5 separate regions of the Mus musculus genome follow, and all the other regions are linked to region 2. A link is a loop called in an ENCODE intact Hi-C map of the cell type or tissue named here. Cell type or tissue: heart. All regions are shown on one strand.

The links. Peaks named below come from ENCODE experiments on the same cell type or tissue, not always from the same donor. Only the 100,000 strongest peaks of a DNase experiment are listed, where the experiment ranks them.
Region 1: a loop joins it to region 2, with 2.5 times the contacts of the local background. A loop is called at or near these places in 3 of 42 quality-filtered maps.
Region 3: a loop joins it to region 2, with 2.1 times the contacts of the local background. A loop is called at or near these places in 3 of 42 quality-filtered maps.
Region 4: a loop joins it to region 2, with 1.8 times the contacts of the local background. A loop is called at or near these places in 3 of 42 quality-filtered maps.
Region 5: a loop joins it to region 2, with 2.0 times the contacts of the local background. A loop is called at or near these places in 2 of 42 quality-filtered maps.

The regions. Positions count from the first base shown.
Region 1 is chr7:4,793,490-4,798,489 of GRCm38, forward strand. Rpl28 (ribosomal protein L28) reads left to right here. Exons shown (of 5, transcript NM_009081.2): 3 at 14-137; 4 at 575-693; 5 at 929-1,058. The coding sequence ends at 1,018. Among named protein-coding and RNA genes, the nearest start is that of Rpl28, 3.0 kb to the left of the region's middle. In heart, a CTCF peak has its summit at 2,712 (motif pointing left); no DNase peak of the experiment used is centred here; H3K4me3 peaks cover 1,334 bases; H3K27ac peaks cover 870 bases.
Region 2 is chr7:4,656,444-4,661,443 of GRCm38, forward strand. Ppp6r1 (protein phosphatase 6, regulatory subunit 1) reads right to left here and starts at 2,507. Exons shown (of 24, transcript NM_172894.2): 1 at 2,038-2,507. It overlaps Hspbp1 (HSPA (heat shock 70kDa) binding protein, cytoplasmic cochaperone 1), which reads right to left. Exons shown (of 8, transcript NM_001360629.1): 8 at 4,073-4,402. The coding sequence ends at 4,328. In heart, a CTCF peak has its summit at 2,623 (motif pointing left); DNase peaks (open chromatin) are centred at 1,288, 1,898 and 2,648; H3K4me3 peaks cover 3,352 bases; H3K27ac peaks cover 3,061 bases.
Region 3 is chr7:4,912,982-4,917,981 of GRCm38, forward strand. It overlaps Zfp628 (zinc finger protein 628), which reads left to right and starts at 2,236. Exons shown (of 3, transcript NM_170759.2): 1 at 2,236-2,424; 2 at 4,429-4,535. Gm51297 (predicted gene, 51297) reads left to right here and starts at 4,984; the gene lies at 4,984-5,000. In heart, no CTCF peak of the experiment used is centred here; DNase peaks (open chromatin) are centred at 2,240 and 2,898; H3K4me3 peaks cover 2,329 bases; H3K27ac peaks cover 2,373 bases.
Region 4 is chr7:4,921,030-4,926,029 of GRCm38, forward strand. Zfp628 (zinc finger protein 628) reads left to right here. Exons shown (of 3, transcript NM_170759.2): 3 at 1-974. The coding sequence ends at 868. Nat14 (N-acetyltransferase 14) reads left to right here and starts at 1,557. Exons shown (of 3, transcript NM_001358881.1): 1 at 1,557-1,610; 2 at 2,179-2,300; 3 at 2,874-3,977. The coding sequence starts at 2,229. The coding sequence ends at 3,422. It overlaps Ssc5d (scavenger receptor cysteine rich family, 5 domains), which reads left to right and starts at 4,792. Exons shown (of 14, transcript NM_173008.3): 1 at 4,792-4,950. The coding sequence starts at 4,926. In heart, CTCF peaks have their summits at 2,314 and 3,067; DNase peaks (open chromatin) are centred at 1,742, 3,192, 4,052, 4,702 and 3 weaker places; H3K4me3 peaks cover 4,942 bases; H3K27ac peaks cover 4,942 bases.
Region 5 is chr7:5,015,406-5,020,405 of GRCm38, forward strand. Zfp524 (zinc finger protein 524) reads left to right here and starts at 103. Exons shown (of 2, transcript NM_025324.2): 1 at 103-155; 2 at 2,032-3,083. The coding sequence starts at 2,070. The coding sequence ends at 3,035. Zfp865 (zinc finger protein 865) reads left to right here and starts at 4,971. Exons shown (of 3, transcript NM_001290426.1): 1 at 4,971-5,000. In heart, a CTCF peak has its summit at 2,176 (motif pointing right); DNase peaks (open chromatin) are centred at 356, 2,056 and 4,996; H3K4me3 peaks cover 1,965 bases; H3K27ac peaks cover 2,309 bases.

The DNA of each region.
Region 1 (5,000 bases), 140 kb after region 2:
ACCTATTCCCCAGGAGCCAAATAATCTGAAAGCCCGAAACTCCTTCCGCTACAACGGGCTAATTCACCGCAAGACCGTCGGAGTGGAGCCGGCCGCCGATGGCAAAGGGGTCGTGGTAGTTATGAAACGCAGATCCGGTGAGCCTTTGCACACGATAGCGCTCCCTTTTTCCAGGGTCCAGAACTGCCCTTCCTCTGACTTCCCGGCTGTGTAAGGTGATCTTTAAATTAAGAAGTGTAGAGAGAAACTTAAGTACAGTTTCTCTATGTAGACCTCAATGTCCTGGAACTCTACATCAGGTTGGTCTAGAACTCAGAGATCCACCTGCCTCTGCTTCCTGAGTGCTTGGATTAAGTGCATGCGCTATGTCCCTCCTGTATCTGGGAGGTTCCTAAAGAGGGATGGGATTTTCCCGGGCTTTAAGACTTACCTGTGACAGTCACCTAAGGGATGTACTGAATGGGCTGGAGGGAAGATGGGGTGAGCATGGTCTTCAGAGAGGCTCTGTGTTCCATCAGGCAGATGCTCTGAAGGGCTCATGCAGATGGACTGATTCCTAGGCTTTCCTTACCAGGTCAGCGAAAACCTGCCACTTCTTATGTGAGGACCACCATCAACAAGAATGCTCGGGCTACCCTCAGCAGCATCAGACACATGATCCGAAAGAACAAGTACCGCCCTGATCTGCGTATGGTGAGTAATGGATGGGTACTTAAGGCAGGGGGGCAGCTGGTACTAAACCTGAGGGGCTGCATGCAGGCCTGGGTGCTTGGCTCTGCCTAGCTGGAGCTAGACTCGGGACTTTTGATCACTCACACACACACACACACACACACACACCCTGCCTCCCCGGAGTCCTAGGAAACAAGCAGCAGTAAATGGGAGTGTCTTTTGAGTTTGTGAGCTAAGTTCCTTGTCCTGTCCTCAGGCGGCCATCCGCAGGGCCAGTGCCATCCTTCGAAGCCAGAAGCCTGTGGTGGTGAAGAGGAAACGGACCCGCCCCACCAAGAGCTCCTGAGCCCCACACGCCCGAAGCAATAAAGAGTCCACTGACTTCCATTAGGCCTCCAAAATGTTTTGTGCTCATTGAGCTGTGGCTCTGCGCTGTCTTTAGTTGTGCTATCAAAGCTATTAGAACTTGTTCATCTGGAGTGAGGGTTGTTGGGGATAGAAGCTGTTCAGGGCCATCTGGGTACCAACAGGAGTGAGAGCGGCTTGTGCAGGACATTCAGTTGATTCCTGTGGAAACAGGAGTGAGGGTAAATGACTTCAGGGTTCTTAGCTGCTGACACTGTCAGATATCCTGAGCTTGAGGCTGTCTCACCAGGTCTTAGTCCACTGACCCAGATAAGGCCCCCACCCTTCAGTTGACAAGCCTCCTTATAAGAAGGAAATGGGAGGTTCAATACCCGGTTTCAGAGTGAAGTCTTCAGTTATCAGATGCTCTGATGTGTGAAACAGTGATACTCCTGAAGGAAACATTCTGGTGGGTGTCAGCTGGGACTTTGTGCTGCTGCAGTAGAATTTCAGTGTGAATTGCTGACCTTAGAAAATGTCAACAAAGTCTAGTGTTTACCAAATGCATGTCCTTTATATTTGTAATCTCAGCATTCTGGTAGGCTGAAGCAGGTGACTAAGGCCAGCCTTGTTTATAAAGCAACTCCGAGAATACCCAGGGCTATAGAGACGACCACATCTCAGAAATCAGCCATTGTAAGTCTATCTGGGTGGGTGGGTAAGTAAAGTGAGTATACAGGTGTACTGAGGGACTCAGTGGCCATTTCTTGCCCCTTCCAGCCAGTACTAGCATTTCCTGGAAAACTTGAGGCTCACATGCAAAATAGTACCCATACCATTTTTGCTGGATTTTTGTCGCTGCTACACAACTCAGGCCAAAGTGCTGCCTGGGCTTTGGTCCCAACTGGATCATTGTCCATTCCAGTCCGACTTGAACTATTTTCTTTTCTTTTTTTTTTTTTTTTTTAAGATTTTATTATATGTAAGTACTCTGTACCTGTCTTCAGACACACCAAAGGAGGGCATCAGATCTCATTATGGATGGCTATGAGCCATCATGTGGTTGCTGGGATTTGAACTCAGGACCTTCGAAAGAGCAGTCATTGCTCTTAACTGTTGCCATTTCCAGCCCCTTGAACTATTTTTTTTTTTAAAGATTTATTTATTATATGTAAGTACACTGTAGCTGTCCTCAGATACTCCAGAAGAGGGGATCAGATTTCGTTATGGATGGTTATGAGCCACCATGTGGTTGCTGGGATTTGAACTCACAACCTTCGGAAGAGCAGTCGACGCTCTTAACCACTGAGCCATCTTGCCAGCCCCCCCTTGAACTATTTTTAACCCAAGTTTAACTCATGGCACCTCTCTCCCCACTGATAGACCCTGGCTCAGCTCACTGAAGTGAACTGAGACCCTTATGTTTTGAGATGCTGGTGAGCATAGCGTTCTTGGCAGCAGTCCACCCTGTTGACCTATCGACGGGAAAATATTTTTTTTAACTTATACTCATTTTTATTGGGGTGTAAATAAGGTGAATTCACCCTCTTTGAAAAAGCATGTGTAGGGGCTAGAGGGAAGGCTCAGCAGTTAAGCACTGGCTGCTCTTCCAGAGAGTTCTGACCTCATTTCTCAGTATTCAGCTTTGGATCACACCATCTATAATGGGATCTGATGCCCTCTTCTGGCACACAGGTGTACATGCAGACTTAGGACTCAAATGAATGTAAAAAAGCCAATGTGGTACATGCAGGAGGTCAGAGGAGGATGGTGTCCTGATTGTTCCTTTTAAGACAGTCCCATTGAATTGGATTTAGGCTCGGAAGTCAGCAACCCCCAGCTTGTCTCTGCCCACCTTTGTGCTGGGAGTACAGTACAGCTGTGTGGCAGCATCTGGCTCTGTTGTCCATGAATCAGTTTGCACATGGGGAGGTCAGAGGACAATACATGGTTTTATTCCTATACTTTTAGGTGGATTCTGGAGGTCAAACTCAGGTTGCCAGCCTTGAGGGCAAGCTCCTTTTACTAAGCTTTTTTTTGTTTTTCGAGACAGGGTTTCTCTGTGTAGCCCTGACTGTCCTGGAACTCACTTTGTGGACCAGGCTGGCCTCCAACTCAGAAATCCACCTGCCTCTACCTCCCAAGTGCTGGGATTAAAGGTGTGTGCCACCACGCCCTGCTTTCACTAAACTATCTTGTTAGTCCATGACTAGCTTTGTAAACAATTTTTTGTTTTCTCAGTGTAACTCTGCCTGTCCTGGAACTGGCTCTTGTGCTGGGATTTAAGGCATATGCTGCCACTATTGAGCTTAATTTTTATCGATTTTAATGAGACAGGTTCAGTGTCTGTTGCCCTGGCTGTCCTGAAACTCACTATGCAGACCAGGCTGGCCTGGAACTCGGATCCTCCTGTCTCCTGGGATTAAAGGCGTATGCTGATCCCGATCTCCGCTATGACTGGCTTTCTCCTGTGGGTGCTGAGGATTTGAACCCTGCTGTCCCTTCCCTCACTGGCCTGCATAGCAGTGTAGTATAACAGGCTGCCTCTGTTGGGAATACAGTTTGCACCATCACATAAAAATCAGTCTTTTTCCAGGACAGCCAGGGCTATACAGAGAAACCCTGTCTCGAAAAACCGGAAAGAAAAAATGAGTCTTTTCCACCAGGTTTAATGTCCTGTAGGTTACTTGGCGTGCCTCCCTGTGTTTCCTTGCATGGCTGAGCAGGCTCAGCTGTAAGTCTTTGGGAATGGAGGTAGGTTTTTGTGCAACTAGAATTGGTCAGGAGGCCCACTTGCATTTCCTTGTTGATCTGTTTACTAATTAGTTCAACCACAGCCTGCACACTTAGAATGCTCATGAGCACTTGGAGGGATGGCTTAGTAAAGACCACTTGCTCCTGCAAAGGACCCAGTTTCTTTCCCAAGAACCCATGTCAGGCTTCTGTAACTCCAGAGAATCATTGCCATTGGGCTCCACAGGCACTTCTGTTCACATGCACATTCTCACAGATACACAAATATGTATGTACGTTTGTGTGTGTTTCATATATATGAAACATGAGGGAACCAACCTTGTAACTTCTGCACTGCATCCAAAGAGGTGCTCGGTAAATGCTTGTCACGGAACGAGCAAGAGACAGATCCTCTTCAATAGCGTTTCTTCCAGTTTCTATTAACTTCACCACTGACCCCGATGGAATCCCATAGGAAATAGTTCCCAGCATCTGTGTATAATACATCAAAATACCAGAGTTGCTTAGGGTTGGGAGCCGGTTGGTAGGCAGAGAGCACACACACAAAGGAGTTTCCCTCCCCAGAAGTCAAATTGATAGTGATAATCATTAATCAGGCAGATGGATAACATTTACCAGCAGGACAATCCAAGGCCTCAGATCTCTCCAGGACAAGTCTTTTTGGCATGAGCAGTGTTTGAGCCAGCTCAGCTGAGTTAATCTGTACTGTACAGCCTATCCCCAGTCCTTGCCTTACCTATACTGAGCATATACAGAGATCCAACTGTAGGAATGCAATCTATAAACAAAATTGTTTTTAAATTGTGTCTCAGACTAGTATGGGCTGAGTGTACCTAGCAACTTTCACAATTTTTCTGTACATGCAAAACTGTCCTAAAGCCGGGCGTGGTGCTGCACGCCTTTAATCCCAGCACTTTGGAGGCAGAGGCAGGCAGATTTCTGAGTTGGAGGCCAGCCTGGTCTACAGAGTGAGTTCCAGGACAGCCAGGGCTACACAAAGAAACCCTGTCTCGAAAAACCAAGAAAAAACCAAACAACCCAAGTCATCCTGTTCTTGAGCCATCTCCTCAACCCGCATGTTTAAACGTTGTGCATTCATACAGACTTTCCTCCCAAAATAAGATTAAGGAACTGGGTGCCCAAGAGATAGGATGAGAATGAATTATTCCAATGCAGAACTACAGCAATTTGTTTGTTTTTAAGATAGGATTTCTCTGTGTAGTCTCAGG
Region 2 (5,000 bases):
GCCAAATGTCTCCGAGAGGACATATCATACCCAATGAGAACTACTGGGATATATTATCAAAAATCAGATGATAATCCTAAGAGATACTGATTCGATATACTTGCTGTGTGCCTTGCATTCTGATAGGCATCTACAAACATTGCACTCAATATCCTGAACCACTTTACACAGACAGCCCTCCTATTAGCCCACTTATAGAGGAGAAACAGGTACTGAACACTTGCCTAACTTTTCCAAGGACTCACCACTAGGAAAGGCAAGCACCAGGACTCAAACTAAGTCTAACTCACAAAAACTCTTGCTCTAGGTAATTCCTCATTATACCAACCCTAAAACTAGAGTAGAGTCACTGAATTTGGGCAAAATGATTTGCATTAGGCAAAGGTTACCAGGAAAATAAATAACAAAAAACCCACAGGAGAAACATTTCAAAGAGCACAAGATAACTCCAAGTGCATGTGGCAGAACACAGCAAGTGCTCTCGTGTGAACTGTCCACATTAGCTGTGCAGAATGCACATAGAAACAACTCATACTGTGTTGTTGAAGCAATCCAGTCCCTGCAACACTGGCCTTGAGTCTGACAGAACTTCTCCTTTAAGATGGAAGCAACTCTGTGGCAGTTTTACAACCCTCAACCCAGTACCACATTTGTCATACAGTGCAGCTTCCTTTCCAGAAACATCTTGCCTCCAGGTAATACATCCTCAGTACAATTGCCTCAGTATATAAGGAGTGGTCAAGACCATAACTCCCTTGGACTGGCAACATAAACATTAATCCCAGGTACTTAGAAAACTGAGATTAGACGATTGTGCGTCAATAGCCCACCAGCTCTTCAGAGTTCAAAGCAAGCCTAAAAAAATTTGCAAGATACTGCCTCATAGTTTAAAAGCAATAGGAGAGGCTCAGGCTATGTGTAGCTCAGTCGGTGGTAGAATGCTTGCTCCGTGGCAGGAAAACTGGGAGTTGAGCCCTAGTACCACCACCGAAGGGAGGGGGGAAAAGGACTACCAACCAGGTCACTTAAGGCCCTGGACAGCAGCTCCAGCCAAGCCATTCCACCCTTGCCCTCTTAACACTTCAACCCACTCCATCCTGGCTCCCTCAGTGTTCCCACCTTCACATATTTGCACGCGGTGTTTCTTCCACCTGGAAAGCTCTTCTTCCCACTCTCCATCTGTTAACTCCCACTCAGCCTTCCTCGACAGAAAAGTCACCCATCCGGCCGGTCTCACCAGTCTCTCCCACTCTGCGGCCTGCTGCCACAGCACCCTGGGTTACCACCATCACAACACACAGTAATTGTGACTGTCCAGCTCTGCCTTTGGCTCCCTGAGTAGATAAAAGTACCAGGGACTTCCACTGACCACTCCCTCCTGGACCCAGCAACCAAGTTCTGCCCTCAATGGGCCTCATCTCACAGAATACCCAGTAGCGCACCAAACAGTGGTTCCAAAGTGCCTCCTCACCACAGGAAACTAGGGACAAACAGGGACAGGACAGCCACAGCCAAGGCGAAGGAAAAGACCTGTTTAACCTTGCCTTCCTGAGCAGAGGGTGAGAAACAAAAAGGTCAAGAGTCCACGAAGGCTGGTGAGAGTGAAAAGAGTAGGTAGACACAGAGGTGAGCACAAAAGAGCAGGCAAGAGGAAGGAAAGAGAAAGGCACCCTAGAGGAGGAAGACTACGACAGGGGGGACAGGGGAGTGGGCCCAAATCCCAAGAGAGCTGAGTCAGAATGATAGGTGGAGGTGATGTAGATCCCAGTGGGAAGAGATGGGGGCTGGGGGCTGCGGGGAGAAGAGTCTAAGAGACTTAGAGAGGGTCCCCAATAGACGAGGAAGACGGGCTGGGAATGACAGCGAAGTAGACACAGGCCCGGCGACAGGAAATAGACTTGATGATACTGGCAAGTGGCTAAAAGACTTAGGGAGTGAAAGGGAGGATACTAAGAGACTCAGGGGCGCTCAGGGAGATTTGAGGAAAAGACTCCGGATTAGAAGGCGCACGCCCGGGAAGGCAGCTGCGGGGCTCACCTGCGCGGGGGGGCGGCGGCTCCTCGCACTCGGGGCTCATCGGGGCGCCCCTGCCGCCCCGCCGCCGGCGGCTCCGGCCCTGTCGAGGGGCCGGCTAAGAGGGGCGGGGGCGGCGCCGGTGGGCTCGCGCAGGCGCCCGGGCCGGAGCTCGCGAACCCGCGCAAGCGCCCTCCAGTCACAGGGAATCCCCTGCCTCACCACCGAGCTTCGACGAGTTCGGGTCGTCGCGAAAAAGTAGGCGCACTCGTTCCACCGCAGAGCTCCGTGGCCGACGCGAGGCCCGCGCAGGCGCCTCCGAAGCAGGGCGACGGGGGAAGTCGCCGCGGGTTACACACTGACACGCCGGCACCCGCGGGACAGGAAAAAGAAGCCTCCGCAGCCCGACGGGTGCAGAATTGCACCGAGAGCCGACGCCCGTCCCCTCGGCTTTACTGTCACCCGAAGCGGCTGGGTCTCCCCGGCCCCAGCCGTCCACCTTAAGGCCTCCGACGCAGGGCTACCTCCGCCACTGTCCCACAATGCCCCGAGCGCGGGAGGACGCAAGAAGACAGGCTCCGCCCTCTCGTGGTCGCTCTCCGTGCGCAGGTGCGCGAGAGGCCGCTAGGTCGGCCTGGCGAGGCGCGTGCGCGGTGAGCGCTGGCGCCCAGAACCCGCCCACTCCGGAACTCCGCGGCTGTCCGTGCCCACGGTTGCCAATGTTCTCTCCCTGAATAAACCTAGAGGGCCCAGTGCGCAGGCGCTGCTGCAGCCAGAACCCCGTTTTCTGTGACTACATTCCAAAATCCGCTGAATATTCGGTTCTAGGATCTTTCGCCCTGAAAGCTACCTTCGGAAATCCGATTGTTATTCCGACTCCTTCAACCATATTTCTTTGACTCGAGTCAACTCCTAAGAAATCCATTCCAACTTTTCGTCCTCACGCGAAGCTGGTTGCTTTTGTTCAGTCGGGTTCGTCCCGGATGCCTAAGCGTCTGCCGAGGTTTTCTGGCTGACCTCCTACTCAGGCATTTGCCCAAGCCGCGTCTACTGTTGCCAGTTGCTGCACAAAGCCTCCTCTTGTAACAACCGGGAGGAACCCCTTAACGCCGGGATTCAGTCACTAAAGGGCCTTTTCTAGCGCTGAGCCTCGGTTTACCCCAACTTTCATCCCCTGCTCCTTCGTGCCCGTTTTAGAGGTCAGCTGTAAGGACTAGATAAATGCATGTAAGAAACATTAGTTTTCCTTTTTTAAAACAGCAGATTAGGACTTTATATTTCGGGGACATTTCACGTCAGTCATTATTTTGACTTTCAAGGGATGTAGATATTTTTCTCCACCCCTTCTCAAATGGCTTTAATGGACTTGCACAGATTAACACCTGTCAGTAATTTTTTTCGTCTTGTCTCTCCTGGGCTGTGCTGCTTTTAATTTTTGTTCGATCTTGTATCAACTGAGTTCTGTGTAAGAGAGCACCTTCATATTAAAAGTGAACACTAGCTCTGCTCCCTGTCTCCTTTAAGTTCAGCCTGCCCCCCCCCCCCACCCCACCCCCAATTCCAGGATGGGTCTTCTCTCCCCAGTTAGACCTTTCTGGAAACTCATACACACACTGGAGATGTGTTTCCATGGTGATTCTAAATCCTGCCAACTTGGCAATGAAGATTAACTTTCACACAAAACTTCAAGGATGTCGAGCTGGCTTCATGGGCAAAGGTGGCTGCTGTGCAAGCCCATAACCTGGCTCAACTTAAAATTCGATCCCAATACCCACATGGGAGAAAGGGAGAATCAATGCCCCACACTGTCCTCTAACCTCCATTCACAGGCCATGCCCCTCTTTATACACTCAAATATGTTTTTAAAAGTACGTGTGTGTGTGTGTGTGTGTGTGTGTTAAAGAACAGATGGTCCCAGCACAACACAGCAAGAAAAGACAGCAGCTCTGAGGTAAGAGCAACACTTATTATACCTTTAGTGACCATCTCCCCAAATCCTCTAAGCTCAGCCCCTCCTTCCTTCCATAAGAACCTTCCAAAAAACAATGCAAGACAGCATAAGGGAGCAGGAGAAATGTTTTTATTTGAAGAGCAGTGTGGACATGAGAAGAAAGGATGACAGAAAGCAAGGGAGGGGATCAAGGGGCCAGCACCTTTCTCAGCAACCCCTCCAGGGGGCTACCCAGAGATGGGCTGGCAGGCCCAGGCCCAGGCCCAAACAAGGCCTGGCAATCCCTTAAGAGAGAGTGCCTGGGAAGGAGGGAGGCAGGAGGCCTGGGGTTCCCACGGAGAGAAAGCAAGGAGCCACCTGGTCTCAGCGATCCATGCTGTCGTCGGTAGGGCTAGAGAAACAGGTCTGTAACAGCTTTTCACAGAACTCCAGCTCCTCCTGGATCAGGGTGAGAGGAGTCCTGAGCGCGGGCAGACCTGCCTGCCATACATTCAGCAGGCAGAACACTCTCCTGTATTTCTAAACTACCTGCCACCTTCCCACTCCGGACGCCCAGCCTTTCCCAAGGACCACTGCGCCAATCATGATCACTTGCCCTGCTCATGGGTTTCTGAACTCCACACATAGAGTCTTGCGGCCTCCCAGACTGGTCAGTCTTCACATCAGCCCCCTAAGTTCAATCCCCACAACCCACTGATTGAAGGGAAGAACTGACTCCTACACATTTTCCTGTGACCTCCACCTGGGCACCATGGCACACATGAGCCCCCACCCCCAGTAATTAGATTTTTTTTTTTAAGTTCCATTTTTATGGGTATGGAGAAGGGTGTGTGTGCGTGTGTGTGTGCGTGTGTGTGTGAAGACAAGAGGGCCCCAGAAGCCATCCACCTTGTGTGTGTGTGTGTGTGTGTGTGTGTGTGCACGTGCACGCATATGTGTTTGGGTATGAGTGCATCCGTGTGCACATGGGTGTGGACACCAGAGTTTAACGATTATCTTCCTCAACTGTTTTCCATCTCTTTCCCTTTCCTCACGA
Region 3 (5,000 bases), 260 kb after region 2:
CCAGGCCTGACTTTGAAAAGAAAGCAATTAGGCACCAGCTCCAAGCAGACCACAAAACACAGAAACAAGGTCATAAAACTCCTCCCAAAGAAGACCTGGGGATAACCACAAAAATGGGGAAAATACTTTATCTCAGAATGGGCCATCTGCGCTGGGTAGCCCTACCTCATCCTATAGTTAAAGTTCGTGACATAGGAATGCAGGCCACTGACCACCCATGACCCCCCCCCCCCAGCCTAGCACTCACCAATGAAATTTTAGATTACCTGATCCTTCCTGACAGTCCCCCTATAAGAAGGCCTATGCACCTTTGTCTGGGGTTGACATTTTGAAAAATATTTGACCTCTGCATGCTGGTTGTTTCTCTAGAATAAACCGTCTTTGCATACTGAGTCTGAAGTCTTCAGCGACTTGACTTTCGGACCCTACAGGGTGTCTATTGTGTCACTGCATATCAGAATCTTGGAACTTTCTTTTTGACTTTGCAGGGCCTCACAGCTAAGGGGCTGCCTTGAATCTCAGGCGAGACTTTGAACTTAAATAATATATTTCTTTTTATGTGTATGTGTGTTTTACCACACTCATGTCTGTGCCTGTGTCCACGGTGTCTCGGGAGGGTTCTGTGGGACTGGAGTTACAGTTGTGAGCCACTGTTGTGGATTCTAGAAATCAAAGGCGGGTTCTCTGGATCTCTCTCTCTCTCATACATAAAATGAAAAAATGTAAATTACATTCAGCCACTTATTTTGTGTGTATGGGCATGCATGTATTTGCCACACAGCATAGATGCTGATTGGAGGACAACTTGTGGGAGTTTGTTCTCACCTTTCACCATATCCATGTTGTAAATGTAATTGCTATTTTCCAGATGTAATTGCCATCTCTGATGTCTACTGTTGAATAAACTCACCCTTTCTAGCTCTTTCTGAATTCTGGCTGGCTGGTTCAACTCAGCTTCTCTGGCCTAAACACCTCTCCAAAGTGACTGATTCTCTCAGCTTCTGACTGAATTGCTCTGCTTGACCTCAAACTAACTCTAGAAATCTGTTCTAATTTGGCTTCTTTTTATTCTCTGGCTCATTGTGTCTTCACCTGCAACTTGTCTCTATAAAACCATCTCTATGAAAACTACCTCTGAACTCCTCTGCATAGCCTCTCAACTCACTGATTCAACTGAACTGGTTGCCTAGAACTCAGAGATCTACATGCCTCTATCTCCTGAGTGCTGGGATTAAAGGCATGCACCACCAAACCTGGTCCTAAGCTTTTCCTTACCTGAAACTTGCTCTATTCCAGGCTGGCCTTGGACTCAAAGAGATCTGCTTGCCTCTGTCTCCTGGAATTAAAGGTGTGTACTAAGGTCATATCTGTGTTCCAGCCACAATAGCCATGTTGCTGGATTAAGACTCCTCTATGGCTTCACTGGGCAGCGAGCATCAGTACCATCAGTCTGAGCCATCTCACCAGCCCTCTAAGTTAGGGCTGGGGTGATAGCTTTGTAGTTAAGAACAACTGCTAGTTTTACAGAGGACTGGGCTTCGGTTCCTTGGGACCACACCAGACAGTTCACAACTGCCCTGTAACTCTAGCTCCAAAGGATCTGACACTCTGTTTTGGCTTCCTCAGGCACCAGGCACACATGGGGTGCACAGACATGCATGTGGGAACTCACATATACAGAGAAGGTAAAAATAAATAGATCTTAAGAAAAAGGCAGCCGGGCAGTGGTGGCGCACACCTTTAATCCCAGCACTTGGGAGGCAGAGGCAGGAGGATTTCTGAATTCGAGTCCAGCCTGGTCTACAGAGTTCCAGGACTGTCTCGGAAAAAAAAAAAAAAATTCAAGGCCAGCCCGTGCTACATGAGCCTACAAGAGCCCATTGTCTCAAAAAGTAAAAAACAAAAACAAAAAACAATTAAGACAACAAAAATAATCTATCCGAAAGTCTCAGCACAGGCTCAGAAAGCAAGCTTGGCCCCAGATACCAGCAGGCAGGGGAAAAAAAGCAGGCTTGTAGGGGCAACTCAGACTCCCGAGACCCAGGCCATCCCAGGCCATGCAGGAAGGTTGAGTGCCTCAGTTTCCTTCCCAGCACGAGGGAACAGGGTCTGCGTGTACACCACGGGCCTGAGGCTTGGACCCCCGGGATTCTGCATCTGGCGAACCCCAGCAGTGGGTGGGGCCGGGCCGGGCTTGGCGCGTTGCGTCATGACGCACGAAGGCGGCGGCGGCGGGGTTTGTGTGCGCGAGAGGCCGCCGATAAAGGTTGAGTGCCTCGCGCCGGGGGCCGTGGGGAGGGAGCGCGCCCCCGCCCCCTCCCGGGCCGCGGGTCCCGCAGCGCTGTGCCGGGCCCCGCTTCCCGTCAGCCCCCGCGGGAAGGCCCTGGGGTTCTCCTTGATCCCCCTCCCCGACCGGGGCCACAGGTGAGAGACCGGAGGGCGCGGTGGGGGAAGGGCCGGAGGGCGGAGTCGTTTGGAGAACGGCGAGCGGGAAACCGGAAGGGGTACCTTAAAGGGAAGGTCGCTATTTCGCCTCCGATATTTAATCTGTTAGGCCGGCTCCGCCCTCTTAAAGGGGTAAGGACAGTGTGTTTAGCTGCATTTTTGCAAAGCTTCCTGCCCTTTCCCTTCTCCCCTTTCTCCTAAAAGGGGGTTATTTCCTTAAAAGCGGGTGATAGTTTCCCAAACATTGAAGGAAAAGTTTCATAATTCTGCTGGTCCCTAGACTATCTGAACAAAGAGATCTTTTTTCCCTCCCAGATAAAACCTCATGTAGCTTAGGATGCCGTCAGACTCACTGTATAGCTGACAATGACCTTAAATTTACGATCCTGCTGCCTTCATCTGCGCGCTGGGATTACAGGCCTGCCTGTGCCACCACGCCCAGTTCTATGGTGTACTGTGACAAGAACCCAGAGCTTTGTGCATGCCAGTCATTAACCCTTAATAACCGAGCTACATCCCAAACCCCAAGAGCTTCCTCGTAAAGCCCAGACGCTTAAAGGGCACTCTCACTGCTAAGATGGGTCCCTGTTCCGTTGGGCCTCTTGTGTTAAAAGATATGGCCTCAGAGGCACAGACAGTTTCTGAACCTCATTTGTCACCTACACGCCAAAAGGAACAACAGCCCTTTAAAAAAACAATCCTTCATAGCCTATTGCCCTTTGAAAAAGAAATCCTTTATAACCTGTCAAAAGGGGGTGCCTCCCTCTCTTCACTCAGACTGTCTTTACTGAGCATGCTCTCTCCTGATGTTTTGGTGGGTGATGGATGCATCAGAGAACGATCGATCGAACGAAGCAGAGGTTCTCTGTTTGGATGATGTGAACATTGACAGAGTAGAACAAGCAGTAAGAGACTTATATGTTGATGGGACTGTCCTGGGGTACTGTCACTGCAGTACTGACTTCAGGATTTACTAGGGAAGGGTCAAGCTGGCACTGTGTTTTGTTACCAGTGGCATCCATCCTATTGAGTCAGGAATCCTGATGAACACCCATCCATTTATTAGACAGCCCCTCTGACAAAGAATGACCTGTCTCCAAATCTCTGTGCTGGTGAGGTTGAGAAGTCCTGGCTAGGGTGGTGGTGATGCACGCCTTTGAGCCCAGCACTCAGGAGGCAGATGCAGACATCTGAGTTCGAGGCCAGCCTGGTCTAGGTAGTGAGTTCCAGGACAGCCAGGGCTGTGCAGAGAAACTGTGTCTCAAAAAGACAAAGAGAAATGCTTGCCCTATAGTATTTAGAAGGTGATGGGCCCCGTGAAGAAGGGAGCAAATAAGGCATGGGAGGAGATCAGGGAGTGCTCAAGGGTGGTCTGAGGAAGGCTCTCTGGGGTGAGTTCTTGAAGACTTGGAGGTGACAGTGTGAGTTGTGGATGGTGGAGGGGAAGGGCACTAGGCATAAGGTGGTGGTAGCTTTCCCTGCTTAGTTGAACGGCTAGAGGGACAGGAGGCCTGCAAGAGGGGAGAAGACGGACGTAGTTATGCGCAGTCAGCAGGCTCCTGTAAGGGAGTTTGTCTTCTGTCCCCTTATAGGTGTGACTACTATCCAGGTTTGCCTCAGACTCATCCTCCTGTCTTAGCCTCCTCTTACCACACCTGGTTTAGCAGTGCTGGGGCTCACACCTAGGACTTTGTGTGTGTTGGATAGGCACTCCATCAACTGAGCTACATCTCCTGCCCAACCCTTAAGTTTTGTAACAGGAGAGCATAGAGGGAGAAAGACCTGGAGTTAGATTGTGGTTAAGTGTGAGGTATCTTGTGTCCCAAGCATTTGGAGCAAAGGAGAGGCCTGGGTAGAGTCACACTTTTAGAGTTTTCTATAGATTGTGGAATCCTAGGGGAGGGTAAGGGCTTTCAGAGAGGGGCAGTGGGGGCAGAGAGGAAGACAGCAGTTCTTGACTGAGCTCTGATTCTCCACCTCCAGGTTTAGAAGGATCCAGCCCGAAGGCTAAGGTGGTCACAGAAGGGAGAGTCAGCCATCTGCAGCTAGGAGATATGCTTAAAGGAAAGACTCAGCAGCAAGGAGCTGGGGTATGTGGGGACTGCAGGTACAAGGAGCTGGGGTATGTGGGGACTGCAGGTACAAGGAGCTGGGGTATGTGGGGACTGCAGGCACCTGACGTGGTTCCAGAGGGAGGGGCAGGTTAGTCCCCCTGACATATAAAGGGCTGGGGGAAGTGGAACAAGGGGTCTTGTTTCCTTACATATGCTGCTGGGATTGGGCCAGGAGAGAAGCAAACTGCTAGAGGATGCCATGGGAGGTCAGAGGCCATGGCATAGAGTATTTGGGGGCGGGGACCCTTGCAGTTGTCAGCTGCTACTCTTTTGGACTGCATCTTTGTAGGGATTCATCCTGTGTGCTGTAGGGTGCTGAGAAGCACCTCTGTCCCTGCCCTTGACAGACAAGCAACAGCCAGTGTCTCCAGACATCACAAGATGCCTCCTGGGTGGAAAGACATTTGGCTCGTTTGGGACCTGTTGGTGCCTGGATTGGAG
Region 4 (5,000 bases), 260 kb after region 2:
AAGGCCAGGCCCTCGGTCTGTTGGGAAAGCTGGACAGGGGACAGGGGTGGTGTGGTTTCCAGGCCCAGGTGGTCTGGGGCTGCAAGGAGGGGCCAATGCAGGGGCTAGCGGGGGAGGGCAGAGCCTCATTGTTCTGCAGAATGTAGGGAGTGGGGAGACAGGACCACAGGAAGTGAGTGGGGTCCAGCTTCAGCCAGCACAGGAAGTGGCCACGGTACAACTACAGCCTGCACAGGAAGTGACTACAGTCCAGCTACAACCAGCACAGGAGGTGACTACGGTCCAGCTCCAGCCCCTGACAGGCCAAGTCTCCAATTCTAATGGAGGAGCTGGCACTACAGAAGCTCCAAACCTGCTGCTGGTTCAGAGTGGGGCAACTGAAGAGTTGCTGACCGGCCCTGGGCCCGGGGAAGTGGGAGACAGTGAGGCCGGTGCTGGTGTGGTCCAGGACGTCCTGTTTGAGACACTGCAGACAGATGAGGGGCTGCAGAGTGTGCTGGTGCTGAGTGGGGCGGATGGTGAGCAGACTAGGCTCTGCGTGCAGGAGGTGGAAACGCTTTCCCCCGGTCTGGCGGAGCCAGCGGCCACTGGCCCATCAGGACAGAAACTCCTTATCATTCGTAGCGCCCCAGCTACTGATCTGCTAGAAAATAGCAGCGTTGCAGGAGGCACCACAACACTGCAACTCCTGGCCCCGTCAGCACCTGGCCCGGTCTCTGCCCCTGTGGGGGTGCCCGTAGCTCCCCCGTCCCAGATGGTACAAGTGGTCCCCGCAGTGGCTGGACCAGGGGTCATGGCTCCCCAGAACTTGCCCTCCATCCAGATTGTGCAGACTCTTCCTGCAGTCCAACTGGTACACACGTTTTGAAGAGACCCCCTCCCCGCAATTAACTGTTCTCCTCAGCTGGGCTGGGGTCAGCCCCAGAGTCAGGGGGGCTGCTGGCTGGACTTGCTAATAAAGACCCAGAATCTCTTCCTGGTTTTGTTTTCATGGGGGAGGTATAGTCATGGGCATAGCCCCTGCTTCAGACCTGGAAGTCTTCATTCTTGCTTCCCGGATCTGAGGTGACTTGCTTTGTACTTGGAGGGCTAAATGCTTCTCCGGGGTGGGGTCCAGCTCCCCCATCCTTTAAACTGTTAAGGCTTTTACTGTGCTGGGGGTGGGAGGGCGGGTACACTTGCAGAGGACAGAGAGACAGTGGGAGTCAGTCATGTGGGTTTCCTTTTGGCAAGCTCTCTTACTCCCTGAGCTATTTCTCTGGTCCTTTCCCAACCTTTGTATGTATTCGTCTGTAGTTGTACTTATAGCAGGGAGGGTTAGGGATCAATTTCTGGATTTTCCACTTCTTTCCTATAAACCACCCTTACCTCACCTGAAAGGTAGGTAGAGGAATATTATTAATTCAAACGATACCCCAGGTGCCTCCGGGTTGAGAATAAGGTCTCAGCTGATGGGGATGCTTGATGCTACCCCTCATCCCTTCCCTCAAAGACCCAAGCGCCAATGAGATTAGGTTCACAAGCAACGCCTCCTCTTCCTGATGCTCAGGTCGCTTAGCAACGAAGGACCAGCAAGAAAGGAGCTGTGCTAATCCTCCCAGGCAGGCCGGGTAAGAAACCCTCTCTGTCCCCCACTCCCATCCCCCCTTCTCCAAGGTTCTCCCACTGGCCTCCAGCAGGTCACAGCTCTTCCCTCGTCCTCGCAGTTTCCTCCATTACTCCCAACCCCTGCCCCATAGTGGGGGAAGCTTGGCAACAGTTGCTAAGGTGCCGGTCTTGCCTCCAGTCGGGAGCGTGGACGTCACTTCCGGTGGTGACCCTCTCCTGCCCCTGCCCCCCTTCTCCCTTACTGTCAAGGGATTCGAGCAACCCCGTGGAGGTGCCTTTCAGGGCCCTGTTTCTGCTATGTGGGGTGGGACCACTTCAGGAGACCGGCTGCTGGAGTTTGGATAGGGGATGAGTTTACAGGCAGATCAATGAATGTCTTCTCCGGAGTGGGGGACGATTCGGGACGATTTTCAGAGCCCCACTGGGTATGGAGGCACCTGGCCTGCCACTGTGACAGTCTTCTTTGGCAATGCTCTAGGGTCCTTGGCGATCTGGGAAACACTGCGGCCCATCCCTCCCAGGGCTCTTAGAACTCAGGTGCCCACCTAACACCAACCTACTTGTTTTCAGCAGGTGTACAACGTCAGCTCCCTTGGGGAGGGGCCTGCCTGGGGGCTACCATGGCCCCTAACCACCTGTCAGTGCGGGAAATGAGGGAAGATGAGAAGCCCCTGGTGCTGGAGATGCTGAAGGTGAGAGGCCGGCAGGGGCACCAGTGAGCATGCGCAGCTTCTTAGGGCCATTCAAAGTGGGTTCCATCAGCCCCGCCCACCTGCCTGAGCTCCGGGGGTCCTGGGGGAGGGGATTTTCGCCTCAGCTGTTTTTAATTGGTCTCTTTTCTCTACTGCCTTCTCCCTACTTAAACCTCAGCTGCCATTTTTAAAAAAGCAATTGAAAGGGTGTAGGGGCTGGGTGTTCAGGTCTCTTGACCTCCATTCAGCCCCACTTACCAGTCCCAAAATGAGGGCTACTGAGACACACACACACCCCAGACCTTCCAGCGAAGAGCCCATGTCTTCACTTTGCCTATCCTGTTCAGTCTCCTTTGGTGCGTTACCTTAGCATGCCATCCGGACTCATGGGCCTCAGGTCCTAAATCAGTTCATTTCATTCGGGCAAACCGCATTCATTCGCTCAGCCCTTAACACCCAATGGGCCAGACTGGGACCACCCCATCCGCTGGCTTCTCTTCTCACTTGAGAAGAGAAATCCTTCCTCGGAAGTTCTTATGTGATGAATGGCTGAGCCTCTACTCCCACCCACAGGCTGGTGTAAAAGACACGGAAAACCGTGTGGCCCTCCACGCTCTGACACGACCTCCAGCCCTTCTCCTCCTGGCTGCAGCCAGCAGCGGACTGCGCTTCATCCTGGCCTCCTTCGCCCTGGCCCTCCTGCTGCCCGTGTTTCTGGCTGTAGCCGCTGTGAAGCTGGGTTTGCGAGCCCGATGGGGCTCTCTGCCTCCACCAGGCGGCCTGGGAGGGCCCTGGGTGGCTGTCCGTGGCTCCGGCGATGTGTGTGGAGTCCTGGCTCTGGCCCCTGGTGCCAACGTGGGGGATGGAGCCCGAGTCACCCGCCTCTCTGTCTCTCGATGGCACCGTCGCAGGGGCGTGGGCAGAAGGCTGCTGGCCTTTGCCGAGGCTCGAGCCCGAGCATGGGCTGGAAGTATGGGGGAGCCTCGGGCCCGGCTCGTGGTCCCAGTGGCTGTAGCCGCTTGGGGGGTGGCAGGGTTATTGGAGGCCTGTGGCTACCAGGCAGAGGGAGGCTGGGGCTGCATGGGCTATATGCTGGTTAGGGAATTCAGCAAAGACCTGTGATTAGAGACCATGCCCACTGGATAGATGGGCAGAGAACCAGCACCTAAAGAACACCTACTGTGTGCCAGGCACTTTACATCCCCCCCTCAGTGTCTACCTAGTCTGCTGGGCTGATAGTGAAGCACCGAGGTTGATGGACTTACATTCCCAGTGTGCCTGCCAGCTGCAATGAGGACTCTAAACTCAAGTAGAACAAATCCCTTCTTGGTCTTCTGGGACCACTAGAGGTCACCGTGTCCAGTCCTTTGCCTCACCCCCACTGCCCCAGTCTGTATGCACTGAAAAACGTCGGGTTCTGGGTCTACAAAGCCCCTGCTGCCTGTGTTTGAGGTCTGGAAGGGAGATTTGAGGAAAGAGAGAGAGAGAGAGAGAGAGAGAGAGAGAGAGAGAGAGAGAGAGAGAGAGAGAGAGAGAGAGAGACTAAAAGTTAGAGTCTGTGACAGGGAACTCCCAAAGGGGACAGATCTTCTGGGAGTGGGTGGGGCCAGGAGCACAGTGTCTCCAAGCCCATCTGGTTTTTTACACTGTTTGTTAATAAACCCTGAAACTTCTGTGTGCCTGTCTCCTGTCTGATGCATTTTCCAGCTGCTCTCTCCAGACTCCCTCCTTCTGTCTGGCTCCTCCTCTCCGAAGAAGTTGACATTAATTGCTAGGGAAGTGTGTGTGTTGGGGGGGGGGGGGGGGCGCTGGGAAGAGGAGAAGCAGTGAGCTCACAGCGGCAGCCAGTCTTTGCCAGGCCTTCTGAGTCATGCTCCCCATTACCAAAGTTTTCCCCCTCACAGCTGCCTGGTGTGTGTGTGTGTGTGTGTGTGTGTGTGTGTGTGTGTGTACCCCCTCCAGACCGAAGCCTTGACCCCTCAGTCTCTCTACCCTCCATACCTTTGTTCTGGGAACTGGTAATAAGTTCAGACACTCTTTTCTCGAATCGGCACTGGGAGCTTCCCATCCAGATTTACCACAGTGGGTGACAAATGGACAGGAGTTTTTCAGTTTCTTTTCCTGATCTAGGAAGTCCCTCCTAGTATCTGGCTTCAGGCCCTCATGCTACTGCAGGATTCCCCAAAATCTGTCCACTCCCAGCTGCACTTACTTGCCTGGCTGGACAATAAGAGGAGGCAGAAGGGTGTGCCCTCAGCCCTGTCCCCCAGACACCCAGGCCTGCCCCTTCCCAGAGCTGCCATCCCCATAAGCATCTCTGAGCACGTGGCCCTCTGGAGCCTGGCTGGCCGCCTCCCTCCAGTGTGGGTGTTTGCACTTGAACACCTCCCTTCTGCCTGCCCCCCGCACCCCCCCCTCCAGCCTCAGCTGTGGCCAGCCCCCTCCCCCTCCTGTCCCCTGCTGCATCCCTGCAGCCTCTCTCCCTCCTGGCAGAGCCTTCAGCCCAGCCTGCTCCTAGCTGTCCAGGGCTCCTCAGCAGCTGCTTCCCTCCCTGGCTGCCTCCTCCTCCCCTCTCCTGCCCTCCTTCCCCTTTCACCCCATCCCCTGCCCCTGGACTCTGCGAACATGAGGGGCTTGGCCTGCCTCCTTGGTGAGTGATCCATTTCCTTGGGGGGGGGGGTAAGCACCTTAGGGGCCTGG
Region 5 (5,000 bases), 360 kb after region 2:
GCGGGGTCCAGCTCACGCTCTGCTACCTCCCACACCCCCGCCCCGCCGCCGCCTAGGGGCTGGGCCCCCTCTCTCCCGCCCCTTCCCACGCTTCGGCCCGTCGCCCCCGGCGCGCGCGCGCGTACACACGCGAGCCCAGGCAGCATGCAAATGAGGTACCCAGAGGCGGGGGGCCCGGGTGGGGGGGATGGGGGAAAGAGGGTGGTCCCGGCGCGCGCGCATAAGCGCGCACCCGGCACCTGTTCCCAGCTTCTTTGCTCTCTCCTGCGCACGTCGACCTCGCGCCCCGCCGAGCGGTCTGGGCTCGCGCGCGCAGACCCCCTTCTGGCAGCCCCTGCCACCAATGTCCCCGCGCCGCTCATTGGCCACCGTACCCTGAGGGCCCGCCCCGCTTGCGGGCTGGGCCACTCGCGCCTGACAGGCACGCGTCGTACCGGACTTGTGGGTGGGAGAGGGTCGAAGAGCCACTCTGTCACTTCATAGGTATGTTTCAGAAACTCAGCTTCTTGTCCAGGCTTCCTCATCGTGCGAACCATATGATCCTGGACAAGTTGCTTCTGTGTGGACCTCATGCTATGTGCATATTAAAAGGGGGTGCAAGTTTTGGGGGTGTAGCTCAGGCCCAGTATGTGTGAGGCCCTGATTAGGATAGCCAACACCACACACAAAACTTTAAACCAACCAAACAATAAAATAATAAAAAGAGGGGTGCAGGGTCCCCCGACAGAATCTGCTGCTAGCTGCACCTTTGACCTTTGACCCCAAGTACACTCAATTCCTACTATCCTGGGATCTTGTGGGCACTGGGGAAAGTCCTGGAGCTTTCTATTTTCTAGACTGTGCACTAAGGACATTTTTGAAGCTTCCTCATTCCTGTCGATTCTCCCAACAACCTTGGTATATTGACTTTATAGAGAAGGAAACAGACTCAGGCAAAGCCACTTGTAGAATCACATGGTGATTGTTGGCCAAACTGGATCCAAATGAAACCCTTTGAAAATGTTCCCTCAGAGGATTGCTGTGAGGCTCAACGACCAGTGCTGTAGTGCTGGCTCTTATGTTCACAGCATGTCTGGGTTAGTAGGTAAAACCAATCAAACAAACCAATAAACAAAAATCCCCGATTTCCATCTTACAAAAGACACAAATAAGCTCAGAGAAGTAAGGATCTTGGCTAAGGTCACACAAAGGAAGGGACAGACTCAGCATTTGATTTCTGGGTATATGACTTCAAAGCCCAGACTCTTAGCAACTTTCATATATATCTTTCACAAATCAATAGCTTTTGGCTAGGACTTGTCTCTCTTCATGCCCCCCCATCTCTGTGGGGAGCAGGAGCCTTTTGAGACCTTTGTGACCCAGAATTTGATGGGCTGTTTCAAGGCCTACATTCTTAGCTGGATTTTTTCAAAAATTTATTTATTTTTGGCTTGTTTTGACTTTAAAGGCTTTTTGTAGTTATGTTGATGTAATGAAAAACTATGACCATAGCAACGTATAAAGAAAGCGTTTTAATTGGAGGCATGCTTATATTTTTCAGAGGGTTAGTCCGTGATCATCTATCTTGGTTGGGAGAATGGTGACCAACAGGCTGACATGGTGCTGGAACAGTAGCTAAGAGCTGACATCTGATCCATAGGTTTGAGGGAGGAGGAGACTGGCTTGGTGTGGGATTTCGAAACCTCAAAGTTCACACCTAGTGAAACACTACTCCATAAGGCCACACCTACCACATCAAGGCCACACCTCCTAATCCTTCCCAAACAGTTCCACTAATGGATCCAAACACTCAAACATAGAACCCTGGTGGGAGAGGGGGATTCTTATTTAACCTCCATGAAAGAAAAACTAGATCCAAAGGTTAAGAAGTTATGGGACACCCTTTGGTGGAGGGCAGTCAGCATGTCTTACTAACTTATACAGAATGTCTTATATGGATCTCAAAAGTCTTTAGAAGGAATAGGTGAGATACTGGGGTACACGGGGGCTTAGACCCTCACCACACTGACACCGCCCCCTCTCTTCTCTTAGCCGGCTCCAGTACCCAGACTCGAGCTCCCCACTTCTCAATGGACAACCCCAGCTCAGACCCGTTGCCTTCAACTTTGTCTGGGGAGGAAGAAAAACCTCTGGCCTTACTGCCTCCTGTTCCCCGGGGGCGCCGAGGCCGACCTCCAGGGGGAGCCACCACCTCCAATCGGACTCTCAAGTCCTCCCTCCCTCGAAAGAGGGGCCGTCCCCCCAGATCAGAGCAGGAAACCCCGTTGACAGCACCAGTGGACAGCGGTGGCAGCAGCGATCTTCTGTTGATCGATGATCAGGGTGTTCCTTATACAGTTCCTGAAGGGTCAGCAGCAGATGGGCCCCAGGGCTCTGGTTCCAAGAGGGCTCCGCACTTCTGTCCCGTGTGCCTGAGAGCCTTCCCCTACCTCTCTGACCTGGAGCGCCACAGCATCTCACACTCAGAATTGAAGCCACACGTGTGCAAAGATTGCGGCAAGACCTTCAAACGGTCCAGCCACTTGCGGCGCCATTGTAACATCCATGCTGGCCTTAGGCCCTTCCGTTGTGTGCTCTGCCCTCGCCGTTTCCGAGAGGCAGGGGAGCTCGCACATCACCACCGCATCCACTCTGGTGAGCGACCTTACCAATGTCCCTCATGTAGGGTGCGCTTCACCGAGGCCAATACTCTCCGGCGCCATTACAAACGCAAACACCCAGAGCTTGTGGGGATGCCTGTGCGCCTGTGCCCCCCAAACCCAAGAACCCAACCGCTGTGGGACGACGACGAGGGCATCCCTGTTCAAGAAGGGGTACAGGAGGAGAGTCCTGAAGGAAAGGAGCCTACTTGGCCCATATCCTCCACCACTTCTCCCCTGTCTGGGTTTACAGCAGGGGGTTCAGCTGGTGCTGGGCGCGGGCAAGAAGGCCAAGACACCCTTGTTTCTGGTGGTATTCCCACCATGGAAGGGGATCAAAAGCAGGGACCTAAACCTCTGGGTCCTGGTGCCATTGGGCACCCTCCTGTGGACTGAGAAGCTCTGGGAGGCATGGGCTGTGGAAATAAATCCCTGCCTACTGACTTCCACTGTGTGTTCAGTCATGGTGCCTGTCCCTTTCAGTGCTCCTCCATTACCTTGCCTGACAGTGGTGTGTGTGCGTGATTGGAGACAACCCCATCTCACACATCTCCCTAGCTTGGTGCCAAAGAACCAATGACTTGGAACAAGCCTTTGCCCAATCTGACCTCCACCAGACAAGTACTACAAAAATTTTGACCTACTATGCAAACGTGAGTCAAGGCTCCATCCTAGTTAAATTCTTCCAAATTCTCCATAGACACTTTTTGCTCCCATTTCTTTTCCAGAGAACTTCTTATTTGGAAAGAAAAACTAAGTTGAGGGCTTGATGTATGGGCCAATGGCCAGCTGGAGGGTGTGATTTGAGGAGTGTGAACAGCATCGACCATCTCAATAGCATTTAGAGAGAAGGGTGTGAGCTTGAGAAGGCAGGGCTGAGATGATGTTCAAAACTTGTGCAGTAAAAACTTAGGTTGGAGCTGCCCAACCCAAGAGGAGGCTGAAAATTTGTCTGAGGGTCAAAGAAGTTTAGGCTTGGCTGGCAGAAAGCAATTTAGAGGGAATGAATGGTATTTAAATGAAGGGTGGGGCTTAAAGGAAATACTTTCAAAATGAAGCAGAGTTCAAGATTGTTGTTGTTAAGAGATCTTTTAATAGAGGCTTGCGAAGCTGAGCCTTCAATCCCAGCACTTGGGAGGCAGAGATAGGCGGATTTTTGAGTTCCAGGCCAGCCTGATCTACAGAGTGAGTTCCAGGACAGCCAGGGCTACACAGAGAAACCCTGTCTCGAAAAAACAAACAAACAAACAAAAACAAAACAAAAAGAAAAAAAAGAGGCCAAGGCTTAACTGTTAGACGTGACTGCCATTCAGGCCATGGAGAGGGAAGAAAAACAACAAGGGAGAGCTTGGATGCATAGAATTAGGCTTAGCTGTCTGTAGTGTAATGGGGCTGAATTAAGAAAGATTTATAGAGCTCTGAGTGGCTAAGTGTAAAGTGTGCCAAAGCTGTGGTTCTCATCTAAGAGTGCATCAGAAGTGTTTCAATTCAAATGGATTCCTAAGATCCATCCCAACGCTTTATATTCAGTAAGTCTGGGTTAAGAGTTAAAGAGCATTGAGCTAATTGATGCCAATGGTTGCTAACAACTAACTTTAAAGGAATGCTTTCAAGGTGCGAGGCAGGACTACATACAAGTCATTAAAGAGTCATCACTATAATCCCAGAATTCCTGAAGGCTCTGGTAGTATTGCTGCAAGTTTGAAGCCATTATAGCCTATACAAGAGTTCAAGGCCACCCTGAAGCCCGGCGTGGTGGCGCACGCCTTTAATCCCAGCACTTGGTATCCAATGGCAGGCGGATTTCTGAGTTCGAGACCAGTCTGGTCTACAAAGTGAGTTCCAGGACAGCCAGGGCTATACAGAGAAACCCTGTCTCGAAAAACCAAAAAAAAAAAAAAAAAAAAAAAAAAAGGAGTTCAAGGCCACCCTGACCACAGTGTGAGGAGGCTCTGTCTCAAAAGAAGAAATAAATCAAAAGGTTTAAAACAACAACAACACAAAAGAAAACCGATGTCCCTTATATGCAACAGGCTGTACAAAGCTTTTTTGTGTAAGGGGCAGGATTTAGAAGGGGGCGTGGCTTGTAGGTGTGACCCGTCTGAGAGGCTGGAGTTCCAAAAGTAGAGATTTGGAGCGAAGAAAGAATAGAACAAACTAATCGGAGGTGCAGAAAAAGGAATCCGACCGGCCTATAACGGGACGTTCAGAGATGGGCGTGGTCCAGCCTAGGAAGCGAGGCTTTGGCTTGAGACCCGAGTCTAGGGTGCGTCCTAACCGGAAGCCTGGAGCCTGTGGGTGGTGCCCTAAGAAGAAGCGGGCGCAATGGGCGCATGCGCACTAGGCCCCGTTCGCCCACCG